Linked DNA regions of Homo sapiens: region 1 is linked to region 2. A link is an interaction called in ENCODE POLR2A ChIA-PET data of the cell type or tissue named here. Cell type or tissue: OCI-LY7. All regions are shown on one strand. Each heading gives the region's core, and the rest is flanking DNA. Links, peaks and the distances in the headings are about the cores only. Region 1 has its middle 10 kb from the start of CUL3. Region 2 overlaps CUL3 (cullin 3).

The links. Peaks named below come from ENCODE experiments on the same cell type or tissue, not always from the same donor. Only the 100,000 strongest peaks of a DNase experiment are listed, where the experiment ranks them.
Region 1: POLR2A ChIA-PET joins it to region 2 with 6 read pairs; 5 of 35 experiments call an interaction of 5 or more read pairs at or near these places.

Annotation. Positions count from the first base shown.
Region 1 is chr2:224,593,504-224,597,903 of GRCh38, forward strand. No RefSeq gene overlaps it. Among named protein-coding and RNA genes, the nearest start is that of CUL3, 10 kb to the left of the region's middle. In OCI-LY7, for the core only: no CTCF peak of the experiment used is centred there; a DNase peak (open chromatin) is centred at 1,988; H3K27ac peaks cover 735 bases.
Region 2 is chr2:224,466,530-224,470,863 of GRCh38, forward strand. CUL3 (cullin 3) reads right to left here. Exons shown (of 16, transcript NM_003590.5): 16 at 3,621-4,334. Among named protein-coding and RNA genes, the nearest start is that of FAM124B, 67 kb to the left of the region's middle. In OCI-LY7, for the core only: no CTCF peak of the experiment used is centred there; no DNase peak of the experiment used is centred there.

The sequences.
Region 1 (4,400 bases), core at 284-4,283, 130 kb after region 2:
TCAAAATCTTCAACAGGCTTTAAATTATTGACACCCTCTCAGTATTTAGATTAAGATTTGGTTCACTACACATCTAGGATGAAAACTTTAAATCTGTTATAATGACTTTAAGATGTAACAATGGGCTCAAAATAAACGCACAAAGTAATGTATACTATCACTTCTCATGAGCTTTCTTATACTATGTTCTTTCTAAAACATAAGCATCATAAACTTTGGATTTGTTAACTACATACATGTGGTCCAATTCATCATCATTTGTTCGCCTGCATTCCTTTCCCCACTGAGATGACACATTTATCATGTCCAAAAGGGCAACAATGCTGGACCTTACCTCACTCATTACAAAAACAGAAAAGTTAAGGGACTCATGTTAATCATAACTACATGGCAAATTAAATCACCCTTAATAATTTGATCAAAACTATGATACTATATTTTCCAAAGTCCTTTTTTTTTTTTTATTTGAAATGGAGTCTCACTCTGTCTCCCGATGCAGTGGTGCAATCACAGCTCACTGCAGCTTTGAACTCCTGGGCTCAAGCAATCCTTCCACCTCAGCCTCCAGAGTAGCTGGGACCACAGGTACATGCCACCACGCCTGGCTTTTTTTATTTTTTGTATAAATGAGGTCTTGCTTGTTGCCCAGGCTGGTCTCAAACTCCTAGGCTCAAACTACCCTCCCACCTAGGCCTCCCAAAGTGCTAGGATTACAGGCTGAAGTACTTTTTATGTCTATTGATAAGAAGGCAGTTCTTCCCATAATTATGTCCAGGCATCTAGAGGTAATTGGAATGGTCCATGTGGCTGTAGTTTGATCAACTCATTCATCATTGGTTTTTGATGAATTTTCATGGCTACTTCCAATGTTACGCTAACCAGTGCTACATGCTAATGAGTGACGGTGGGAGGGATAGGGAAGGATTACAAATTAGTTGAATACAAGCAATATTGCTTTTTTTTTTTTAATTTATTTTTATTTTTTGAGACAGTCTCACTCTATTGCCCAGGCTGGAGTGCAGTGGCGTGATCTCGGCTCACTGCAACCTCTGCCTCTGTGGTTCAAGTGATTCTCCTGCCTCAGCCTCCCAAGTAAACTGGGATTACAGGCGCCCGCCACCGTGCCTGGCTAATTTTTGTATTTTTAGTAGAGACAAGGTTTCACCAGGCTAGTCTCGAACTCCTGACCTCAGGTGATCTGCCCGCCTCGACCTCCCAAAGTGCTGGGATTACAGGCATGAAATATTGCTTTTTAAAACAAGTCAGCAGACTCTCCTCCATATCAACAACTAATACCTTTGAACCCACAGAATATTAGTAATTATAATTATTTACTCAAAGCAGTAGAGTAGATGAGTAATTGGAGAAATATATGACATTAGATGACTGCTAACAATTAAGTTTGCCCATGAAAATTATAGTGCATCTGCTATGGTTTGGATATGGTTTTTTCGTTTCCATCAAAACTCATGTTGAAATTTGATCCCCAATGTGGCAGTGTTGGAGGTGGAGCCTCGTAGGAGGTGTTTGAATCATGGGGGGCGGATCCCCATGAATGACTTGGTGCCATTCTTGCTGTAGTGAGTTCTCTCTCTCACAAGACTGGACTGCTCCAGGAATAGATTCCCTGGCTAAGTGCAGTGGCTCATGCCTGTAATCCCAGCAATTTGGGAGACCAAGGCAGGCGGATCTCTTGAGCTCAGGAGTTTGAGACCAGCCTGGGCAACATGGCGAATACCCGCCTTTGCTAAAAATACACGCACACACACAATTACCTGGGTATGGTGATATGTGCTTGTAGTCTGAGCTACTTGAGAGTCTGAGGTGGGAGAATCACCTGAGTCTGAGAAGTCAAGCTGCAGTGAGCCATGATCCTGCCACTGCACTCCGGCTTGGGTGACAGAGTGAGACGCTGTCTCAAAAAAAAAAAAAAATTCCTCTGAAAGGAGGTTTTATAAAGTGAGGTTCCTCCTCCTCTTTGATCTCTTTGCACACATGTTCACTTCCCCTTTGACCCTCATCATGTTTTGACCTAGCTCATGGCCAAGCAGATGCTAGCACCATGCTTCTTGTACTTTCCAGCCTGCAGAACTGTGAGCTAAATAAACCTTGTTTCTTTATAAATTGCCCACTCTCAGGTATTCTGTTATAGCAACAAAACAGACAGCATCTGAATCAGCTAAATTGCTTTCCACTGCAAGTAACAGAAAACCTAACTCCAATTGGCGTAATCAAATATATTATGTCATATAGCACGAAGTCCAGAGGCAGGATGGATTCCAGGCATGCTACATCGCAGGGCTCCAGCCCAACGTTGTGATAGTTTTCTTGGCCCTGGGCTCCTACTTGACTGGTGGCAAGGTGGCTACAGTCATTATAGGTATCACAGATACAACAAAGTCCAGACCAGAGGAAGAAGAGAGACTGTCTCCTTCTTATGGATCTGTACTATGGGTAGGAAACTGTTCCCAGAGGCAGGAGACTCTCTCTCATGGCTCATTAGCCAAGACTAGGTTACATTCCTGTTTTAATCCATTCAGTGCCAAGGGGGATGGGCATAGTTAATACTAGTCATAGAGGTGGAATAGATCTTGGGAGTCAACCACTACCACTTATTAGTACAGAGCCTGTTTGTTTATCTCTTTCTGAAGAGATTTACATGGAGATTAATGAGTTTGAAGGGAAATGTCCAGGAGGTGTGAGTGTGTGTGTGTGTATAATAGTGTATGGCTAATGAAGGTGCATGATCTCAGGCCTCAAACTGCACTGAAGAATAGTTCTCATCCACAACAGTTCTCAGATGATGAGAGCAAAGAAAAGTACATCATAGGCAGGGCCCTACGGAAAGGTGAGGCTTGTTCCAAAAGTTACCGTGGGTGTGCACATTTTCACAGACACCTGCACTCTCCTGTCAGGGGTTCTGGGCTGCTCTTTCAGAAGCTCTTAGAGAAGCCTTATTCACTGTTACCTGCTTTTATGTGATCTATAAACTAGCCACAGGCAAATGAGAACAAGGTGGTTGCCCACACAGTGCAACTTGGGGAGGAAGAGGCCCTTTACCCTCCAAAACTCTCTCCTCCAAAAATAAAGCAAACCAAATGCACAAAATCACAGAAACCAAATTAGCTTCATGCTCAGGTAGACTCAATAGATAACTATGGGACCAGCCTGGGCTACATGGTGAAGCCTCATCTCTACCAAAGAAAAAGAAATTGTTATTTTTTTTTTAGATGGTGTCTTGCTCTGTTGCCCAGGCTGTAGTGCAGTGGTGCCATCTTGGCTCACTACAACCTCCACCTCCCAGGTTCAAGCCATTCTCTCGCCTCAGCCTCCCAAGTAGAGTCAGGGTATTTTTAGTAGAGACGGGGTTTTACCATGTTGGCCAGGCTGGTCTCGAACTCCTGACCTCGGGTGATCCTCCGGCCTCGGCCTCCCAAAGTGCTTGGATTACAGGTGTGAGCCACTGCACCCAGCCTACAAAAAAAATTTTTTTTTCAAGTTAGCCAGATGTGGTGGTGTGTGCTTATAGTCCCAGCTACTCAGGAAGCTGAGGTGGGAGGATCACCTGAGCCCAGGAGGTCGAGGCTGCAGTGAGCTATGATAGCACCACTGCACATCAGCCTGGACGATAGAGTGAAACCCTATCTCAAGAAAAGAAAAAGAAACTGCTTTATCATTTTGCCAAAATTTCTAGTAAGGCAGACACATCTATATAAAACACATGAGAAAATAATGTGAGAGAGAGATTCAAGTATGTGTCCTACTTGAGCCAATATATGGGGAAGAAACCATAAATATAAGACTCTCAGGAGAGGGGCCCATTTGGCCCTCTGGGCGCTCCTCTTCTTGTAGTCTGGCTCCTGAGAAGGACGCTGGGATTTGGTTCTTCATTTCCTGCTTGTTGATAAGAAACTGGCACCTTACATTACAAATTAATCAAGACATTGCCAAAGAATAAAGTGTGATCTTGGGTTCATTTTGGACCCTCCTAAGAAGGGTGAGGGGGTATGTGAGAATTTGGTATTGGGATGTTTAGTGCAGAAATGTTTATACTTGACTGATGCAAAAATGTTTTATCAGTCATTGTGGAACCCCTCAAGCGCTTGACCCTGTCTTTACTATTTGGTAGCAAAAGTGCATGTGTCTCCCTAAGATGTGAACAGCTGGCATAACAAGGAAACTTCCCTTTGGGAATAGAAGTTAGTATTTTACGTCAGATCTATTCATAATTTATTGCTTCTTTTGGGGGGATCATTTACTAACCTCCTTTTTTTTTTTTTTTTTTTTGAGACGGAGTTGCGCTCTGTCACCCAGGCTGGAGTGCAGTGGTGCATTCTCGGCTCACTGCAACCTCTGCCTCCCGGGTTCAAGTGATTCTCCTGCCTCAGCCTCCCAAGTAG
Region 2 (4,334 bases), core at 335-4,334:
AGGGAAAGTCTCCCACAGTAGTGACAAAGCCATGCATCACTCAGTACTGCCACTGGATGTATTGTTAAGTCCTATGGAAAAGGAAATTTATATGGAGAAGTAAACATTAATAGGCTGTGTATCCACATGCAGGCCGAAGGAGCAATTACTGTGGCCAGGGTCATGAGAACAGCAATAATTAGTGAGTCTCCAAAGGGAAGGTGCATCTTTAGGGGCCAAAGTACAGGCTGGAAAGGGGCCCTTCCTGCTTAACCAATCTCGAGAATTGGAGTTTGATTTTGCCAAAGAGTTCATAGGTTTTCTTACATATTTAAGACCTTAATCTGTGTACTAATTTGATGAAATTAGTTTTATGAGTCTCATTTTGTTTACAAGACATAAAAGTTTTACAAACATGTATTTCTCTTAATTTGTGGCTCAAGAGAATATGGATCATTCTATGAAAGCTCATTAGTGAGAAATAATCCAAAAGTTATGTTTGGGGCCCAGCATGGTGGCTCACACCTCTAATCCCAGCACTCTGGGAAGCTGAGGCGGGTTGATCACCTGAGGTCAGGAGTTCCAGACCAGCCTGGCCAACATGGTGAAACCCTGTCTCTACTAAAAATACAAAAATGGGCTGGGTGTGGTGGCTGCACGCCTGTAATCATAGCTACTTGGGAGTCTGAGGCAGGAGAATCGCTTGAACCTGGGAGGCAGAGGTTACAGTGAGACAAGATCATGCCACTGCACTCCAGCCTGAGCAACAGAGCAAGACTTTGTCTCGAAAAAAAAAACCCAAAAGTTACATTTGAGTATTAGGGAGTTGGGAGTACCATGGTTCTTAAGGGAGTCACCTCCTGTCAGATTAAATTGACAATCATCAAAGACTAAATCTCAGTAGAAACACTGCATCATCTAGGTTGCAATAAAAATAGCCAAGATTACGGTTTATACTTATGTTTATGATCTTACAAAGTTGGTGGTACAAACATCTCAATTTTTGTCACCCAGATCTCACTAAATTGCTTCACAACCAATGGTTGCTATGGGGAAAAAAAAATCCAAATCTGTTCAGTAGGCACTCGCTTTTTTCTTAGACTTAGAATCACTCTTTTAGTGTTGCTATCTAAACTCTTAGAAATGGGATAGAGGTCACTGAGCTTTGAACACTTGGTTTCTAAATTCAACTTCTCCCAGTGGGAATACCTAATTAAAATGGTAAGATCACAGGTTGCCCTTTGCCTAGGAAGACACTATTACCAATTCTCCCTCTTCCTCCCCCTACCCATTAGGATCCACTGAGAGTTGGTTAGCTGTGATTAATACTGTCATCTGTGACCATGAGTAAGTAGCTTGAAATTAACTGGTCCACTTTGTAATCAAACCTCATTTGATCAACATGTTGTCTTAACCAGATGAGGCATTGTAACTGCAGATAAATTATGTTAAAGAAAACCCCACAACTTGCAAATCACATCAACATTCTCATCTGATCAGTGAAATTGGAAGTTTATGTTTTATTGTACCATGTACAATCAAAAGCAATGGTTCTCAAACTTAGCTGCCCACAAGAATCACCTCAGGCTTATTAAATAATAATCTCCACGAGGGACATTACTTTTTTGTTTCTTTGTAAAGCTTTTCTAGGAAAATCTGGTGTGAAGCTAGATTGAAAAACACCAAAGCACTTGCCACGCTTCTTTTGGAATTGCTTTTAAAAATCTATAGCACTCTTGTATAGCCTTAATGATTACAAACTTTCATTTCTATGAAAATGGCTTACATTTTTTTTTTTTTTTTTTGAGTTTCACTCTTGTTGCCCAGGCTGGAGTGCAATGGAGCGATCTCGGCTCACAACCCCCGCCTCCCGGGTTCAAGTGATTCTCCTGCCTCAGCCTCCTGAGTAGCTGAGATTACAGGCATGTGCCACTACGCCCGACTAATTTTGTATTTTTAGTACAGACGGAGTTTCTCCATGTTGGTCAGGCTGGTCTCAAACTCCCGACCTCAGGTGATCCGCCCACCTCGGCCTCCCAAAGTGCTGGGATTACAGGTGTGAGCTACCGGGCCTGGTGGCTTGCATTAATTTTTAATTAGCTCAAGGGAAGACTGGAGAATATGGATGCCTTATTACAAACTTGGATAATACTAATTTTGGTAAAAAAAAAAAAAAAAAAAAAGGACTCTTAGGAGTATTGCATGAGTCTGTAGGCAAGCTTAAGAGGAGAATCTTTAAAATGCGATGAACACAGTATGCATACAGACTTTCTTGCCCTGAGGGGTACCCTCCTCAGCACCCTCTCCCCCATCAGATGTAGATGTTGAAATAGGTTTGTGACCGTCTATTTTATAGTCACACACATACACTGGTTGCCTATTGCTAGAGTTGCACTGGAACAAATGCAAATTCTGTCCTTTTCCTCACTTGATTTCACACTCTTGAGGTAAGCTTCCTCAGTCTCTTTCAGTCTACAATTCCATTCCATTAGAAAAATTTTTTAATACAGAAGATAGTATTACATAGAAAGTAAAAAGGTTCATTCTGTAGGTATTAATATCTGACATCAGTTGTATAAACTTATGAGAAAGAAAATACTTTATACCATATACCAACATGCATAGCTGATATTGCCTATTTTTTGTGAAGGATCTATAAAGTTTTACAAGATCAAGTTCTCCAAAAACATTTTCTAATAAAACAATGCAAACTTTCACCAAAATATGTGCCAAGAAAATCTACCTTCAGATTCAAATTCAATTTTCAAGGTTCTGTGCAGTCTGCCAAAACAGCCAGTAATTGGGGACACACGCTTTTAAAAGCACAGGTTTTGGAATTAAGAGACTTGGGTCCAAATTCCTGCACCCCATTAACTATTAGTGGGATTTCGTAAAAATTTTTATGTCACTAAGCCTGAGTTTTTTCACAGGCTCTCCATAGGACCAAATGATCTAATACCGGTCAAGTTCTTATCACAGAGATGCTATGCAAGAGGGCTTAGAAGTCAGCATTTAACACAACATGCCGACTGGGAACAGTAGCTCATGCCTGTTATCCTAGCGCTTTGGCAGGGCGAGGCAGGAGGATTGCTTGAGCCTAGCGGTTTGATGACAGCCTAGGCAACACAGCAAGACCCTGTCTCTACTTACAACAACAACAACAAAAAAAAAAAAAAAAAAAAAAAAGCTTGCATGGTGGTGTGCACTTGTGCTCCCAGCTACTTGAGAGGCTGAGGTGGGAGGATCGCTTGAGGCCAGGAGATTGAGGTTGAGGGTGTAGTGAGCCGCAATTATGCCAGTGTACTCCAGCCTGGATGACAGAGCAAGATGCTGTACACACACATACACACACACACACACACACCCATCTGCAACCACGTAAGAGCTGGTCTGTATTTTCCACTTTTTACCTAAAGTCAAGTATCAAATAACTTCTACTTATAAAAATATCCTTATACTGTCATAGCCCCAATAGTGCAGTACAAATTTTAATGTGAAGTTCAATTCTTTTAAAGATTTTCTTTCAAGACACTGAGTGATCATTTAGCACATTCATCTGAAGATTTACTGAGTGCCTACATCCACTACATACCAGACATCGTGCTGAGGCATTTATTCAAGAATCACAACTGCAGAAAGAATTCTGAGACTGAGAATTTTAATTTTCCCACATTGCAATAAATCTTGTATGCAATAAAGTTTATTAGTTGAACTGTCCTGTTATTAAAATCTTGAAATTTGACAATTTCATTGTTACTAAAAAATACACGTTTACTTTGAGCTGCTCATGTATAATTTTAAAGCTATTTTTGCATGGCTCACTCGAGGTCAACTTAGACCCTAAAACTGAGCATCAAATTACTTAAATGACACGCTTACAAATTTGCCATTTCTAAAATTAAATGCACGGGTTTCAAGACATCCTAGTTGTTTTTCTCCTGAGAGCTGGCGTAATGGCCAATCTCTGTATCATTACCTGTTAAATTTATCTGCCATTCTTAACGTCTCTTCTTCCTTCTGGCTAATTTGACATAGGAAAGGCACACAAAGGAAAACATTTTGTAAAACTGTAGATTTGAATTTAAGGTACATGCCTATCTGTGGTACCCACTTAAGTATGTAAAACTTTCTCTAAGATTGTAGGAGACAAAGCGCCTATTTTCTTTTCAATGGACACATTCCAGAATAGCAGCAATCACCTTCCCTGTTTTCCTTCCTACCAAAAGTTGGTATCAGCAAATAATGTAAAGCTAACAAAAATGTGCAAAATTCCATATTGCAATGCTTCATGTATTAACTTTAGTTTGTCACATTACTATTCATGTGAATGAGGTACAAAATAAATGAAAATTTTT